4 separate regions of the Homo sapiens genome follow, and regions 1, 2 and 4 are each linked to region 3. A link is a contact called in ENCODE Hi-C or POLR2A ChIA-PET data. All regions are on one chromosome and are shown on one strand. Each heading gives the region's core, a stretch centred on a gene start or an enhancer-like site at or near the end of the contact. The rest is flanking DNA. Distances are from core to core; before and after follow the strand shown. Region 1 holds the start of JOSD1 (Josephin domain containing 1). Region 2 holds the start of FAM227A (family with sequence similarity 227 member A). Region 3 holds the start of GCAT (glycine C-acetyltransferase). Region 4 holds the start of TPTEP2-CSNK1E (TPTEP2-CSNK1E readthrough).

Region 1 (2,700 bases), core at 46-2,545, 890 kb after region 3:
TAGTGATTATCTTTTCATGTCTTGTGTCCCTTATACCTGCTAACGCAATCTAGCTAATACCTACAGCTTTGAAGGTTTATGAAGCTGAGACACTGCCCCACCCACAGAAATCCAGAAATATCAGTATCAAGATGCCAAGGAGAAGGGTCCCCTACCTCTGGAAAATCTCTTGCAGCGTATCCCGGGTGAAGGCATTGCTGTCCTGGAAGACGTTATTGAGGGCGTGGAGGGCACAAAGCTCCCTGCGCTGTTTCTCATGGTAGATTTGTGGGGGTGCTGCCTGGGGCAGCTCCAATGATTCAGATTTGGCCTTGTCTCCTTTCCATGGCACACAACTCATGTTTTTTGTTTTAGGTTCCAGAGATGGCTATAAACACCCCACTCTTCCCTCTAGAGGAAGAATGTAAGCTTCTCAGTCTTTTCCGGATTCCTGAGGTCCACCTTATTCTCTGGTGTCCATGATTTATGCTTTGTCACTGGGAGAAAAGATTGGAATCAAAAGGAAAAAAATAAAACCCACCTCTTCTCTCTTCTCAATAGAAAAATAACTTTTGGATTACTTTTATTTTGCTACCACTGTCAAAGTGCAGAATTTAAAAAAACACATAAAATGTAAGACCTTGTTTCCGTTTCCCCACCCTTCCCTCCCACCCCCCTCCAAAATCCCCACGATTTTCTTGCTGTTTCCCTCTGCAAATGCCAGGCCTCAAAGCAGGAGGACCGAACACAATCGGTCACATCGCTCCTTTTCTTCCATTTCTTTTGAACCACGACGCCAATGACTCGGGAGACAAGGCCTGGGTGACGGATAAATTTAGCGCACGAGTCGAGTAGCTAGCGCGGGCCGGCAGGCGTGGGACCGCGAGCCGCGCGGGGGCCTCGGGGGCAGCCCTCCATCCCCTCGGGTACGGTGGGGCCCGCAGGGCGCGGCTCCCTCGGAAGGCGCGGATTCTAGCCCTCTGGCCGCGGCCCTGCGGAGGAGGAGACAACTCCGGTCAGCGGCGAGCGGGCGCGGGAAGTGAGCGGCGGGGCCGGCCCCTGCCCGAGGGAAGGTTCCGCGCGGCGAAGGGCTGGCCCGCGAGGGGTGGGGCCGGACAGTCAGCCTCGCGCTCCCGGGCCCGCGCCCACCCGGCTCGCAGCCCCTACACAAACCTCCCCGCCCGTCACGTGAGCGCAGGCCCAGACGCCCTCCCGCCGCGCCCCCGGCCGCAGACCCCAGGGCCGCCGGGACTGCTCGCCGCTGGCGGTCCCCTCACCGCAGCCGGCCGCCACCTGGAGTGCGCGCCGCCAACTGGGCCGTGCGGGCGGGCGCGCGCACCTGAGCCCGACGTCAGCGGCCCCCGCCCGGCGCGTGCTCCGGAAACGCCCTCCCGCGCCGTCCTCACTCCTCCCAGCCGTGGCGTCACGCCTGACGTAAGTCTGACGTCATCGGCACCGGCCTGGGAGCCGCAGACGCCGGGCGTGTAGGGGCGCAGTTCAACGGTTGGGGTGTTGCAAAGGCCGTGGGTGTGGGGCTGCGGGCTGCGCACCTCGGCGGCGGCCGGCAGGGTTGGGGTCCAGCCGCTCCGCTCGGCGCGGCCCCTGGCGGGGCGGCCTGAGGGAGTCCTACCTGGACGCCAGCCTGCCCTTCTCCCGGGCGTGGGCGTTGTTTCGGGGCGGCAGCCAGGCCAGCGGCTGCAGTCCGCGGCTTTCAGCACCCCTCCCTTCTCTGTGCCGGGCTTTTCGGCCGAACGTTCTCGCTCCTTCTGCGTTGACTGTTTTATGTGTGGTTAACGCGCGGCTCACCAGGGGGGATTTTGAAGCACCTGATTCGGTCGGGCGCAAATTGCCTTGGTTAGTGGGCCCGACCGTGCCGCACTGTCCAGGGAGCGTCAAGGGTAGGTGTCTCGCTGGGAGTCACATTTCAAGTGGAAAGGAGAATCCTGTTGCAGTTCCTTGGTGTCGCATTTCGGTTCACTACACACAAGCCACTGCCTTCTTGCCTGGGGGCTCCCCGCTCTTCTCACGGTGGCTTTCCTCTCTGCAGAGACCTCTGCGCGAGGTATACCTAAGCGCATTGTGTGCGTCTTCGGGAAAAGGCGAAAACTACTCGCAGTCCCACGTGGATTTCATTTTTTCCCCTTTACCTACTCTTAGGGTGCGTGGTAGGCATCATTATCCACCTTAGCTGCCCTTCTTTTGGGTTTTCTGTAAAACTGGAAAAACGAGAAGAAACTGTTGCACTTCAAATTTAGTTGTTTTGTTTTGTTTTTTGGAGACGGAGTTTCGCTCTTGTTGCCCAGACTGGAGTGCAATGGCATGATCTCCGCTCACCGCAACGTCCGCCTCCCGGGTTCAAGCAATTCTCCTGCCTCAGCCTCCCGAGTAGCTGGGATTGCAGGCATGCGCCACCACGCCCGGCTAATTTTGTGTGTTTAGTAGAGGGGTTTCTTCATGTTGGTCAGGCTGGTCTCGAACTCCCGACCTCAGGTGATCCACCCGCCTTGGCCTCCCAAGGTGTTGGGATTACAGAAGTGAGCCACCGTGCCCGGCCTTTTTTTTTTTTTTTTTTTTTAAGATGGAGTTTAACTTTTGTCGCCCAGGCTGAATTGCAACGGGGCGATCTCGGCTTACTGCAACCTTCACCTCCTGGACTCAAGCGATTCTCATGTCTCAGCCTCCCGCGTAGCTGGGATTACAGGCTCCTGCCACTACGCACGG
Region 2 (2,700 bases), core at 57-2,556, 850 kb after region 3:
GCCAAGATCATGCCACTGCACTCCAGCCTGGGCGACAGAGCGAGACTCTGTCTCGAAAAAAAAAAAAAGTAAAATTTTTTTAAAGTAAAGCAATAAAAGAATGGCTACTCCATAGATAGAACAGCCAAGAGTAAAATTTTAATTTTAATTAATTCAAATTTTGGCCAGGCGCAGTGGCCCGCACCTGTAATACCAGCACTTTGGGAGGCCGAGTCAAGCAGATCACCTGAGGTCAGGAGTTCGAGACCAGCCTGGCCAACATGGTGAAACGCCATCTCTACTAAAAATACAAAAAATTAGCCGGGCATGGTGGTGGGTGCCTGTAATTCCAGCTACTTGGGAGGTGAACACAGCAGAATCGCTTGAACCCGGGAGGCCGAGATCATGCCACTGCAATCCCAGCCTGGGCAACAGAGTGAGACTCTGTCTTAAAAAAAAAAAAAATTAAATTTTTAAATGGAAGCAGTGCAAATTTAGAAATACTGATTATATCTTGAAATAGTAATGTTTTGGACATATGGAGTTTAAAACATTACTCAAATTAATTTCACTTGGCTTTCTTTTTTACTTTTTAAAAAATGTGGCTACTAGAAAATTCCAAATCACATATGTGGCCTGCTTTATGTTTCTATTGCACAATGCTAAGCCAGATTGTGAAGATTTTAGTTCTAGGACATGGAAGTCTCCCCTCTTTTAATGCAGGGTGGTGTAGTTGGAAGAGAACTGCGCTTGGAGTCAAAGACCCCTGGGTCCTGCCCCTCACTGGATGCCCTGATACACCCACTAGGCAGCCGGTAAACTCCTTGAACGGCCTAAGTTTCTGCACTTATCAGACGGAACCAATAACACACGCTTTTAGGACTCTAGGAGATCTGGAGTTGATTCTCCAGTAGTTCTCTGTCCCTTCCTCACAATGCAACCTTTAAGTAGTCCCTGGGCCTCAGCTTCCCTTGCTTGTAGAAGCCGCCATAACGGCACGGGGAGGGGGCAGGCTGCCAGAGGTGGGTCATGGTGCGTCTGTCCGTCCGTCTTACCTGAAAGCATCGGCGGAATTTGACGAACCCGGGGCCGGTCCCGCCACGGGTCCCTCAGGGGACCCCGCAAAGTTCTGGGTCGGCCCCCGACAGCCGGTGCCCCCAAACTCACAGCAAGGGGTGCCCTTTGCCTTGTGCTGGGGGATGAGGAGGGGAGTTGGGGAGAGGCCCATTTTGCTACTCTGAGTCCAGGCGTTCTCTAGGCAACGCCGGCGCGGTCTCCACTTTCCCGTTTAGCATAACAATGGAACCTTCGTGAGCCGCCGCGTTGTCCGCGAGATGCCGTTTCTATGGTGACAGCCGGGCCGGGGGCCCAGACCAATGTGTCAGTGGAGAGGGTGAATGCAGGTCCTGGTCCTAGAGGCATGAAAAGGACCCCAGAAGACACTGCCTTTGTATAATCCGTTTGCTATCCCGAGGTGATTCACGGAGTTTCTGGGGATTGGCGCAGGCTGGCGCTGGGAACCCCCGCGCCGGTTACCCCTTTCCTCGGTGGTAGAGGCCGGGCGGGGCAGCGCATGCGCGTGGCGGGCAGGCGGCAGGAGGCGGGTGGGTCAAGGTAACTCTGGGCTACAGAGTCCTTGCTGGGGGTTCGGGGAGCGCTTGGACCCCGGCTTCTGGGACGCGTCAGGTACGTCTCCGAGTCCGGCGTCGCCGGCCAGCGCTGCCTGGGTTCACTCGGGGGCCCGAGCTGAGTAGGACGTCCGGGCCTCGCCTGGAGAGAGGCTTCAGGAGGGCCTGGGGAAGGGGACGGAGGCCGGGCGACCCCGGGCGGTGGCCGCCCTCCTCTGTGTGTCTCCGCGGTTGTGAATTGGGGCGGTAATTCCTCCCCGTAGGTCGCCGTGAAGATGATTGCATGAGATCGTGCGTGTGAACGTTTGTTGACAGCTGTTACTTGAGTCCGACAGCCCTGGGGGCCGTGCATCTGCGTAACATGGCTACCTCTGAACTCCTTGGGGGACACGTATATCTTTGAGAATCCGATGAAAACCAGAGATTCCGCCCTTGTTTTCTTAGAATTAAAGTAAGATAATATATTTTATGGCCTGTTGCAAACGGAAAACCTTTACACAATGATTAGTGATTAGTATCAGTATCTGTGGACTGGGAAGGCTCTACTTACTCGATCCTCTTCCCAGGGTCGTTGTGAGGATCAAGTGCACAGCTTCCTATAAACACTAAAACACTATAACATCTTGTGAGCCAGGTACTATTATTATTCCTCAGTGCAAAGAAAGAAGCCGAAGTCCAAGGGGGATAAATGCTGGGGTCCCACTGTGGGTGAGCCGCAGAGTGATCATTGGAAGCCAGGTGCTCCCCCTTCACTTCCTGTGTGCGGAGCACGCTCGCCCTGGGAGTTTCACTAGAAAGAAGGTTGCCATGGGCCAGTGGGACAGCTTGTATCTCAAGTGCACGCGGATGCCCCAGAATCCCAGGATCTCAGCTGAGCTGTTTGTGGATTATTAGATCTGACTTAAAAGGTAGCTAATCCAGACCCTTCCTCATCTGTAATACATGGATGACAGCTCCCAGCTGTAGTGTTATGAGAATTAGTGCGGTCATGAGTAAGGTGCCCAGTTAAAGCCCGAGAAGTAAAGCAGCTGGGCCAAGGTCTAGCAGGCAACTGAAGGGGAGAGCCAGGCCCCTAAACTTGTTGTGTCCAGCC
Region 3 (2,700 bases), core at 196-2,695:
AGGGAACCCAGGAATTGTGAGGTTAGCAGGAATATCTTTAGGGTGAGTGAGTTTTCTTTGAGTTGGGCACCCGTTGTGAGAGTTTCAGAACCTTTGGCCAGCAGGAGAGAGGTGGTAGGGAGCAGCCAGCCGGCAAAGGAAGGAGGGGGAAAAAAACCGCCACCGGGCTGACTTCCACCTCCCAGTGGTGAGCAGTGGGGGCCCAAACCCAGTTTCCTTCTCATTTTTGTTAGTTTGCGCTTTCGGCCTCCCTATTTTCTTAGGGAAGGGGAGTGGGGTCCAAGTGACAGCTGGATGGGAGAAGCCATAGTTTCTCCCAGTCAGCTAGGATGTAGCCATTGGGGGATCTTTGTGGCTTCAGCAAATTCTCTTGTTAAACCGGAGTGAAAACTTCAGGGGAAGGGTGGGGAGTCAGCCAAGTGCCTCAGTGTGCCCTGTTGAAACTTAGGTTTTTCCACGCAATCGATGGATTGTGTCCTAGGAAGACTTTTCTTTTCCTCTGGATTTTTGTTCCTCCTGTACAAGAGGTGTCTTTGCTTGGTTTGGTGGGGCTGCGGCCACTTAAAACCTCCCGATCTCTTTTTGAGTCCTTTATTATAAGTAGTTGTAGCTGCGGGAGGGGGAGGGGGAGTGGGCGGGCAGTGGATAGTAAGACTTACTGCAGTCGATTTGGGATTTGCTAAGTAGTTTTACAGAGCTAGATCTGTGTGCATGTGTGTGTTTGTGTATATATACATATCTAGGGCTAGTACTTAGTTTCACACCCGGGAGCTGGGAGAAAAAACCTGTACAGTTGTCTTTCTCTTATTTTTAATAAAATAGAAAAATCGCGCACTTGCGCGTCCCCCCCCCACCCCCTTTTTTAAACAAGTGTTACTTGTGCCGGGAAAATTTTGCTGTCTTTGTAATTTTAAAACTTTAAAATAAATTGGAAAAGGGAGAAACTGAGCGGTGTATTTTTCCTCACTTTGAAGACTGGAGAATGAATGCGGAGCGGTTAGGCGGGCAGGCAGTGGGGACATCTGGGGCGTTTGCACCTGAGAATGGCGGGGGAGGGTTCAGGAGCTGGACAGAAGCCAGGAATCCTTAGTCCCGGAGGCTGCGGAACGTGCCTTAGCCGGCTTCTAGGCTTCTGCCTTTGGGGTCCAGAGGGTACCCCATTTCCGGCCGAGAGGTGAGTACGTGGGAATGCGGTGGGGAGTCTGGTGGGCTTGGCCCTGACGCGACTTCCTCCGCCCCCTTCCCTCCCCTCTGCCATCCGGACTTCGGCAGTCTCAACTTACAAGTCAAGCCTCTCGGTCCCTGGCGGATCCCGCCAGGCCCCGCCCACCCGTCCTAGGCCCGCCTCCCCGCCTTTTTAAGCGAGCCCCCCTAGCTCCGATTGGCTGCTGGAGCCCGGCCCCCGGCCACGCGACCAGGCTGCGTCCGCGATGCGCACGGCTCCCAGGCAGGCAGGCGCGCTCGGGCGAGGTAGGAGCGATGTGGCCTGGGAACGCCTGGCGCGCCGCACTCTTCTGGGTGCCCCGCGGCCGCCGCGCACAGTCAGCGCTGGCCCAGCTGCGTGGCATTCTGGAGGGGGAGCTGGAAGGCATCCGCGGAGCTGGCACTTGGAAGAGTGAGCGGGTCATCACGTCCCGTCAGGGGCCGCACATCCGCGTGGACGGCGTCTCCGGAGGTAACGCTCCGTTCCGGGAGTCGTTCCAAGACCTTTCCCGAGCTTGCGCTGGAATGGAGGTCCTGGAGGTGGGGGTGGGCGGCTCCTACACTCTTAGCTACTGTTCCCCTTCGCATCTCTCAGGGCGACTTTATGGCTTCCTAATATTGACTCTTGCCTGGTTAAACCCTTTTGACGGAGGGAGGCGATTTGCCCAGCAAGAAAACCCGCATTTCTTGAGCGGCTCCTTTGTGAAGGTCTCTACCAATTGTTGCTGCACGTGAACTCCTGCTAACTTCTAGACGCAGGAATGACTAATTCCACTTTACAAACGAAGAGGCTGAAATCCACAGATGTGAAATGGCTTGCCCAAAAGCCCCCAGCTAGCTGCAGGCAGCGCTGGAATATTGGAGCTGGAACATTGCCTGACTGGCCAGAGAGGACAGCTTGCTGGGTAAACTCATAGCAAGCAAGGGGTCCCAGGGCTGCCACAGAAATCACATGATGAGTTGGCCCTGCCAGGTCTCCCTCATTTCTTTCTTTCCTTTTTTTTTTCTGAGATGGAGTCTCGTCTTGCTCTGTCGCCCAGGCTGGAGTGCAGTGGCGAGATCTCGGTTCACTGCAACCTCTGCCTCCCGGGTTCAAGCGATTTTCATGCCTCAGCCTCCCAAGTAGCTGGGACTACAGGCACGTGCCAGCACACCCGGCTAATTTTTGTATTTTTAGTGGAGACTGGGTTTCACCATGTTGGCCAGGCTGGTCTCGAACTCCTGACCTCAAGTGATCCTCCCGCCTCAGCCTCCCAAAGTGTTGGGATTACAGGCGTGAGCCACCACTCCCAGCCCTCCCTCATTTCACTCTAACCAGTGGTTACACCTGACTTATTCGTGTCAGGCCTCAGGTGAGTGGTAATCATCAACAAGCTCCCAAAGCTGCCTTCTGCCCAGGAAATAGGCATAGAACCCTTGGTGCTGTTGCACTCATTTGTAAAACAGAGGTCCCAGGTAATCCCTTCTCTCCCTCAGGGGAAGCTTAGAGCCGGTCAA
Region 4 (2,700 bases), core at 132-2,631, 590 kb after region 3:
AAAAAAAAAAGCAGCAGCACTTTTGGGCTAGCATTTCAATCCTTCCTGCCCTTTAGAGTTCCCAGTTCTGCTTCCAGCTGCCTTTGGGTGTTCCACTACAATTGAGTTGTAAAGATATTCTTTAAGTGTTTATAGAACATTAAGACTTAAGAAAAATCTTTAAAATTAGAGGAGGGAAAAAAAAGCCACCTTATCGCACACATCCAGGAAACGCAGCCCCGTGCATCCCTGCTCAGGGATAAGCAGGCGCCCCAGGACTCCCGGGGACAGATTTTTGGGCACCCGAGGGAGTCACCCGGCGCACCTCGGGGTCCGCGGAGAGGCCCAGCCCCTCCCGCGGTCCCTTAGACGCGCCCTCCGCCTGGCCCGTGTGGACCGTCCCGGCCATTGTTTACGGGGGAAGCCTGTCCCGACGCATTGTTTTGGCCATTTCCAACTTCCCCCGGCCCTTCCCGGGGTATCGCGGGGGACCCTACGCCAACGTCCCCCCTCCGCCCGCGCCCCAAGGGCCGACTGGGCAAATTGGGAGACCCGCCCCGCGGGGCGACCCAACTTTTCGGAACAGCCCCCCACCGCCCACCCCCGCAGACCCCCGGACCCCCGCTCCCGGCGGAGATTCAGGGAACCCCGCACCCCAAGCCCTTCTGAATCGTGCGGCGTGAGTGTGACGGCCAAGAGCGGATGCAGCCCGGGATCGCCCGCACCTTCCCGCCAGCGGAAGCGCAGGAGCCGGCTGGGGAGGGGGCGCCCTAGAAAGAGCAGCTAGAAAGCTGAGACGGGGAACTGAGGTCATCCTGGGGGGGGACAAGACAACGAGAGCCGGGCGCCTCGGGGGCGGCGCGGGAGCCTCCGCAGGACCAGGCGGGCGCCCCGGCTGGCGCGGGCGGGGGGCGCCCCCCTTTACCTGTGGCTCCGGCCCCTCGGCCATTTCCTCGCGCGGCGGCTGCCGGGACTGAGCTGACTCCACTCGGGCCGGCCGGGTTTGAAAGAGGAGGAGCGGGCGCGGAGGGGAGGGGGCGGGGAGGGCGGAGGGAGGGAGGCCTCGCGCAGTTTTCTCGGCCTTTTGTGCGGACACCTCCCGGATTCCGCGCCCGCACCCGGCCCCCCAAAAGACACGGGGAGCCGCAAGCGAGGGGTGCAGCCATCTGCCGAGGCGCCTAGTGCCTTCGCGCCTCCAAGACCCCCAACAAAAAAGGAGCGTCCCGCACCCCCACCCCCGCCCGGAGGATTTAGGGGCCGGGCTCACCTCGGGCGCGGGGCTAAGTGCAGGCGCGGGGGGGGTCCCTAGAGCCGCCAGGGCGCGGCGCGTCCGGCGCTGGGGGACTGTTGGGTCAGAAAGTGTTCAGGGAGCAGCTGCTGCGCCCTCCCTCGGCCCGCCGCTCGGAGACGCCCCGCCCCGCCCCACCCCGCCCCCGCGCCCACGTGACTAGCATAGGCCCGCCCCCGCTCCGCCCCCCGCCACAGACTCCGCCTCCGGGACGCGAGCGAGCGGCGAGCGCGCGCACTCCCAGTTATCGCTCGGCGACTCCCGCGCACGCACGCGCCGTGCCACCCTCCCCGCGCCCCCCGCCCCATACCCCTACTCCCGCCATCCGATTTAACGTGGCGGGCGAGCGCCGCGGCGGTAGCCGTGACAGGTACCCGGCGGGGGGGGCGGGGGGGGCCGCGAGGGTGTGCGCAGGCGCAGACCCGGGTCCCGTCCCCGCCGCCCCCTCCTCTGCAAGGTGTGCCCGGGCGAGGGGAGGGGCCCGCGGCCCGAACTCCTGGGTCACCCCGAATTACAAACAAAACCTTAACGCCGTTGCTCGCGGGTTAGAAGGCAGCTGTGCGCGAAAAACACCTCAGATTTTCTTCAAGCGTGAGGAAGGTCGAGAAGATAAAGTTTTTAAATGAGTATCTTCAGAAAGCTATTTAATTGTTCTGATTTTTTTTTTTCTGAAAGGACTGGGCTTGCGCTATTCTAACTTGAGATTTCTAAACTTAGACTAGGTTCCAAGAATCTACTTGGTTTTGATAGAAATCCATTTGGAGGAAACCGGGGACAAAAAAAAACAAAAAACCGCTACCCTTTCCCCTCCTCCCTACGCACAACTCATTTAAATCGTTTCCCAACTGTTTTTTTTTTCTTACTGAAAAAAAGGACAAAAAAAATCCTGATTCCTAAGGCCTGTGATATTTCCCCATTTTAAGTAAGCCTCGAGGAACCACAGACATAACAAACATATCCACAATTTTTCTACCCCAAAATGCAAACTAATGCAAATGTGAAATGGATCTATGCAAGTCGCTACCAACAAAATAGCCAAATATTTGTTTTTTTACTGGCCTTCGGCATATCCAAAATGAAAAAACTTTAAAACACATCAAGAAAAGCATTTAAAATATCTATTTCCTAAATCAAAAGAAAGAACGCACTACAGAAACGATCCGGAGCTGGTGAGCAATGCAATCTTAATAAATAGGAAAAGGAATTTGAGAAGACAGCTCAGCAAAGGGGAAGAATTTGCCAAGTGTCATGTTTTGCTGTCATTTTATATATAACTACTAACCCCCCATATGGTCTGGTTAGTCTTTTTTAAAAAGGAAGCCAATCAATTACTCACAATTAATTAGCAGTGCCGGTAGATTCTTAGGCCAGCACTAAAAAACTAAATTGGGTGAATTTTTTTTCACTCAAGTCCACTGATATTGATCACTTTT

What was found. A loop is a pair of places that touch in the nucleus more often than their neighbours do. ChIA-PET counts read pairs that join two places held with the same protein, here RNA polymerase II (POLR2A). Pooled maps may share reads with other maps.
Region 1: a loop to region 3 is called in a pooled map, with 4 times the contacts of the local background. The contact joins the promoter of JOSD1 here to the promoter of GCAT in region 3. A Hi-C loop is called at or near these places in 1 of 37 single-sample maps with no recorded cell type and 8 of 50 pooled maps. POLR2A ChIA-PET finds 5 or more read pairs at or near these places in 1 of 52 experiments (HepG2).
Region 2: a loop to region 3 is called in a pooled map, with 5 times the contacts of the local background. The contact joins the promoter of FAM227A here to the promoter of GCAT in region 3. A Hi-C loop is called at or near these places in 1 of 37 single-sample maps with no recorded cell type and 6 of 50 pooled maps. POLR2A ChIA-PET finds 5 or more read pairs at or near these places in 2 of 52 experiments (activated CD4-positive, alpha-beta T cell and activated CD8-positive, alpha-beta memory T cell).
Region 4: a loop to region 3 is called in a map of CD8-positive, alpha-beta T cell, with 4 times the contacts of the local background. The contact joins the promoter of TPTEP2-CSNK1E here to the promoter of GCAT in region 3. A Hi-C loop is called at or near these places in 1 of 168 maps with a recorded cell type or tissue (CD8-positive, alpha-beta T cell), 1 of 37 single-sample maps with no recorded cell type and 11 of 50 pooled maps. POLR2A ChIA-PET finds 5 or more read pairs at or near these places in 2 of 52 experiments (BJ and HEK293T).

Annotation. Positions count from the first base shown.
Region 1 is chr22:38,699,648-38,702,347 of GRCh38, forward strand. JOSD1 (Josephin domain containing 1) reads right to left here and starts at 1,296. Exons shown (of 5, transcript NM_001360236.2): 1 at 1,153-1,296; 2 at 156-971. The coding sequence starts at 340. RefSeq lists a silencer at 803-1,762.
Region 2 is chr22:38,655,086-38,657,785 of GRCh38, forward strand. It overlaps FAM227A (family with sequence similarity 227 member A), which reads right to left and starts at 1,307. Exons shown (of 17, transcript NM_001013647.2): 1 at 1,035-1,307. CBY1 (chibby 1, beta catenin antagonist) reads left to right here and starts at 1,553. Exons shown (of 5, transcript NM_015373.4): 1 at 1,553-1,665.
Region 3 is chr22:37,806,489-37,809,188 of GRCh38, forward strand. It overlaps GCAT (glycine C-acetyltransferase), which reads left to right and starts at 1,446. Exons shown (of 9, transcript NM_014291.4): 1 at 1,446-1,675. The coding sequence starts at 1,480. It overlaps H1-0 (H1.0 linker histone), which reads left to right. Exons shown (of 1, transcript NM_005318.4): 1 at 1-944. RefSeq lists a silencer at 1,261-1,550.
Region 4 is chr22:38,397,534-38,400,233 of GRCh38, forward strand. TPTEP2-CSNK1E (TPTEP2-CSNK1E readthrough) reads right to left here and starts at 1,382. Exons shown (of 15, transcript NM_001289912.2): 1 at 905-1,382. It also overlaps the pseudogene TPTEP2. RefSeq lists an enhancer at 111-894 and a silencer at 1,160-1,439.